Linked DNA regions of Homo sapiens: region 1 is linked to region 2. The links are chromatin loops, found by intact Hi-C in ENCODE. Cell type or tissue: OCI-LY7. All regions are shown on one strand.

Evidence for each region. Peaks named below come from ENCODE experiments on the same cell type or tissue, not always from the same donor. Only the 100,000 strongest peaks of a DNase experiment are listed, where the experiment ranks them.
Region 1: it touches region 2 in a loop (17-fold over the local background); 2 of 110 quality-filtered maps call a loop at or near these places.

The regions. Positions count from the first base shown.
Region 1 is chr1:204,523,780-204,526,279 of GRCh38, forward strand. It overlaps MDM4 (MDM4 regulator of p53), which reads left to right. Exons shown (of 11, transcript NM_002393.5): 2 at 1,705-1,817. The coding sequence starts at 1,740. Among named protein-coding and RNA genes, the nearest start is that of MDM4, 8.6 kb to the left of the region's middle. RefSeq lists an enhancer at 614-1,813. In OCI-LY7, a CTCF peak has its summit at 1,409; a DNase peak (open chromatin) is centred at 282; H3K4me3 peaks cover 1,128 bases; H3K27ac peaks cover 2,500 bases.
Region 2 is chr1:206,049,508-206,052,007 of GRCh38, forward strand. No RefSeq gene overlaps it. Among named protein-coding and RNA genes, the nearest start is that of RHEX, 2.4 kb to the right of the region's middle. RefSeq lists enhancers at 1-44, 1,199-1,698. In OCI-LY7, a CTCF peak has its summit at 1,198 (motif pointing right); a DNase peak (open chromatin) is centred at 1,434; H3K4me3 peaks cover 1,820 bases; H3K27ac peaks cover 2,345 bases.

The sequences.
Region 1 (2,500 bases), 1.5 Mb before region 2:
TCTATGGAAGGGTGCATCTCACGGATGGAGCAATGGTGAGAGCACACCTGAACAAGGGAGGGGAAGGGGTTCTTATCCCTGACGCAGGTAGCCCCTACTTCTGTGTTGTTCCCGTATTGGCTAGGGTTGGACCGCACAGTCTAAGCTAATACTGATGGGCTATTTTAAAGAGAGCAGGGGTATGAGCTGGAGTGGCTGGGCGAGTAGTATGGCGGGAAGAACAGTTACAGAACAGGTGACTCAGGATGACTCAGGTCAAGGGAGGTGACCAGGAGTGACTCAGGATGGAGCAGGTGATAGAAGCTAGGAGGGGGTTGTTTACTGAAACGAGGGGCAAGGAGATGAAGAGAATGAGGAAGTTAAACTTTTAAAGTTTTAAATGAAGAACAAAGAACAGGGGAGCTGAACATACAGATACATTGGTTTTTTGGAGAGCATCTCAGAACTCATTGTACTTAACAATTTACAGGCTAAAACCTTTGAAGAGGAATTTATTAAATCCTACATCTCAAACTCCTGACCTCAGGTGATCTGCCCATCTTAGTCTCCCAAACTGTTAGGATTACAGGCGTGAGCCACTGCACCTGGCCTATTCTAGTCGCCATTTACCCTTTCCCTGATGTGGCTTGTTAGTCATCAGTTTTAATAATTGTTGCCTTTTGTTAGAAAAAGGCATAAATGAAGGTTAACTTAAGTTTATTTAAAAATCTATTTTCCGGCTGGGCATGGTGGCTCACGCCTGTAATCCCAGCACTTTGGGAGGCTGAGGTGGGCGGATCACGAGGTCAGGAATTTGAGACCAGCCTGACCAACAGGGTGAAACCCCGTCTCTACTAAAAATACAATAATGAGCTGGGCGTGGTGGCGTGTGCCTGTAATCCCAGCTACTCAGGAGGCTGAGGCAGGAGAATCGCTTGAACCTGGGAAGCAGAGGTTACAGTGAGCCGAGATTGCGCCATTGCGCTTCAGCCTGGGGGACAGCGAGACTGTGTCTCAAAATAAATAAATAAATAAACAATCTATCTTCCTTCTCTGTAGCTTTTGTTTTTTTAAGGATAAAAGGTAGGTGAAAGATTTTCATTGAACTTTACTCTGTATTTCACTTCATGCTACATCTTTTCTTTGATGGTATATGTCCATCTCGGTTTAACCCATTTTGTAGGTTTGTAATTGCTGTGTTTTTTTCTGGGGTTGGTACATTTACAAGCTGTTTTAACTGGTACTTAAAATGTTGACTCTTAGTTAACTTTCTATGGTCCTTTGTCAAGACATGTTCCAACATGTTGTAGAGGTTTTCCTAGAAGTCCTGTTGGAATCTTAAAACCTGTGACTTACCTTGGTAAATCCCCAGTCTTGCATCTAGAGAGTGCTCTACCTGATAACCATTGGGGAGATAATGATTTGACTTTCAGCTAAAACAGTTTACTGATTAACATCAGTTGGAGGTTGGAGCGTGCCTGAAACTGTTACTGTTTCAGCCTTCACCTGAGAGAAGCTTGGACGATTCTTACTCTTAATTAAATCAGAACTAGAAAGTAGTCAGAAGATATGCAGAACCTCAGCAAGGGTATACAGCATTTGTGTACGGTGCTCCATTATATGTGTCATATGTGTCTTTTACTTCTGCTGGTTGCCTTTGTGTGAATGCTAAATAGGGAATTTTCTGCATTAGAATAGATGTTATAAATTTTTTTTTCTATTTAGTTTTACCAACAGACTGCAGTTTCTTCACTACCAAAATGACATCATTTTCCACCTCTGCTCAGTGTTCAACATCTGACAGTGCTTGCAGGATCTCTCCTGGACAAATCAATCAGGTAAATCATTTTCGGTATTTCTAGTTTTTTGGTTTTTTTTTTTTTTAATTTTTAAAAAGTTTAGCTGTCTCATGACTGTAATCCCAGCACTTTGAGAAGTCAAGGCAGGAAGCTTACTTGAAGCCAGGTGTTTGAGACCAGCCTTGGCAACATAGTGAGACCTGTATCTCTACAAAACATTTCTAAAAGAAAAAATTAGCTAGATGCAGTGGGGTGTGCCTTTAGTTCTAGCTACTTGGGAGCCTGAGGCGGGATATCACTTGAGCCCAGGAGTTCAAAGCTGCAGTGAATTATGATCACAACCAGTGCACCCCAGGCTGGGCAAGAGAGTGAGACCTTGTCTCTTTTTTAAAAAAAGTAGGGGAGGTGGGGGTTGTGCTGGGCGAGGTGGGTCATGCCTATAATCCCAGCACTTCGGGAGGCGGAGGTAGGCAGGTCTCTTGAGCCCAGGGGTTTGAGAACAGCCAGGGAAACATGGTGAAACCCCCTCTCTACAAAAAAATACAAAAATTACCTGGATATGGTGGCGTGCACCTGTAGTCCCAGCTACTCTGGAGGCTGAAGTGGGAGGATCAGTTGAGTCTGGGAGGTTGAGGCTGCAGTGACCTGTGATCACACCACTGCACTCCAGCCAAGGCGACAGAGCAAGACCTTGCCTCAAAAAACAAAAGCGGGGGGAGCTG
Region 2 (2,500 bases):
CCCTCTGAAAAGATCTCTGGAACCCCCAGGGGGTCCCTGGACTACACTTTGAGAACTGCTCCCTAGATCATTGGTTTCTTGATGACAAGGCCTTTTTCTATTCATCCTTACAGACTGGGTTATTTATTTATTTATATTTATTTATTTATTTATTTAAACTGAAAGACCAGTGTAATAGGACAGACTGGGCTTTAAACAGACTATGTAGTTGGCACTCAGTAAACTTTGCCTGAATTGTTTGGAAATGTCTGTGTCATGAGGGTTTATCGCTCCATCATCAGCATCCAGGGACATGCTATACTCACTCTAGTGATGCTGTTATTGCTGAAGGCGTTTGGATTCTCCTTGGAGGTCGGCCTTTAGAGAAATTGGTAGTTCTGTTGAATATCCTCAGTGATGTCATATCTTTGTTCTCTGAGGAGTGCTTTGATTTTTGGAAACAGCCAGAGTGAAATCTGGATTATAATATGAGTAGTCAAATTGGGTAACACTGTATTTTGGATTTGTAAAAAGGAATACTGACTTCCTAAAACTGGGATGGCAGATCTACTTTAATGGCCATTTCTCTAATTTTACACACATATTTACACCTGTGCAAATGATGTTTGTTGCAGTTTAATAATTACATCATCATTTCAAGTGTAAAAAGTGGAAACAATCTAAATTTACTACTAGATGACCAGTTAAATAAACTGTGAGCAACCATAGAACGGAACACTCTGAAGAGGAAGAAAGGAATGAGAAAGTTCTGTATGTATTAATAATAAATTAACTCCTAGATATATTAAGTGAAAAAGCAAAAGGCAAAACAAAGTATGTAGTACACTGTCATGTGTAAGGAAGACGCCTGTATGGTGAGTGTGTTTCTGTGTGTCTGTGTGTTTGCTCATGTACACATAACGTACACAATAAACTGGGCATGCTGGTTTCCTCCAGGGAGGAGAACTAGATGGCTGGGGTCAAGAGCAGATGAGCAGCTTTTCCAGGACTATCCTTTTGTACCTTTTGAATTCTAAAACCATCTGAATGTGACCTAATGAAACAAACACTTCAAAAGTCCCAAACTGAAAAGGTGATGATGTCCTCCCCTTACAAAATTAAAAATAAAAACAATTTTAACACTTAGAAAACCTATTCTCTAAAAGAATTCTCTGTATTTCCTGGCCAATAACACAATTGTTAGAAGAAATGTACAATGTACCAGGTGACATGTGGAAGGGGACAACAGAAGGGGGCAATGACAGGCACTTGTGAAAACATTTGCCTTTTTCTTGATCACGTCTTGTTCCTCTTCTCATCCTTGCTTCATTTCACAAATAGGGGAACTGAGTCCAAGTAAGTGAAGTGACTCATCCGTGCCACCTGGGCTCTTGGTTCCAATGCTTGCCTTGTTAGGGGATTTCCTGACTGCTCCTGCAGCTCTCTTTGCTAGAATGTGGTAAGAGTTGGGGGAGGAGAGGGTGGCAGATCCTCTTTCATTTGGCCTTAAGCACACCTCCCTCTTCGCCTCTCACCCTGAGCAGGGCTGGCGCCTGAGGCCGGTGAACACCTGTGGTGGTGGCTGTGGGACAGCATCTTCCCCTGCTCTTTCTCTTCCTTCTTCCCCTTGGCCACCCACACCCAGGCAGGTGTCCTCCCCAACCCCAGGACACTGCTCTTGGTGTTTCACAGGCACGTGTCCTCTTTTTCTGAAATTGACATTACCCAGTTCAACATCACCTACTTTACCGGAGTACTTTGGGCTCTTTCAAATCAATTTCCGCTTCGAAGGCTAAAGATTTGTCATCAGCTAAGAGGTTCAAAAGTCTGTGGTGTAGGCTCTCCAAAATTCTGGCAGAGGTCAGTTGACCCTGGCTTTTATGAAGGAGTCTTTGGCATTCATTCATTCATTCATTTATTGAAGAAATATGTATTGGACCTATTCATTGCATGAGGCACTTTCTAGACACTGGGGGTGAAATGTTGGCCAAAACAGATAAGGTCTCTGTTCTTATGAAGCTCACATTCATGTGATGAGAGGCTGACAATAATCAAGTAAACAAATAAATGATCAAGGTGACTTCAGATACTAATAGATGAGAGGGCGATGTGACAGATAGGGTCTGGGGAGCCACCTTTGAATTTGTGCTGAATTCTATCTGAAGATGCCTTCACTAAGAGAGAGGTGCTGTCTCCATGGCCTTTGAGGCCCTCCCCTCCAGTGGTGAGATTTTAACAATCTCCCCATCTGACAGGTTCCCATGCAGGAATGAAAGACATGGAAGGGAAGAGGGGGGCCAGCTCCCTGAGTCCTGTGTCCACCAGCTGCTGCTAAATACCTCTGAGAAACTCTGCTTCTATCTAAGGGGACCTACTTCTCTCGGGAATCTCAATACTTGGAACAAGAACCTCCTAGACGGACCCTTTGGCATAATGAATTGGACCAACTGTAGGTTCCAGGACTAGAGAGCCAGCAATGCCTCCATGAACAATCTCACCCAATTACTCTGCTCAGGTAAGA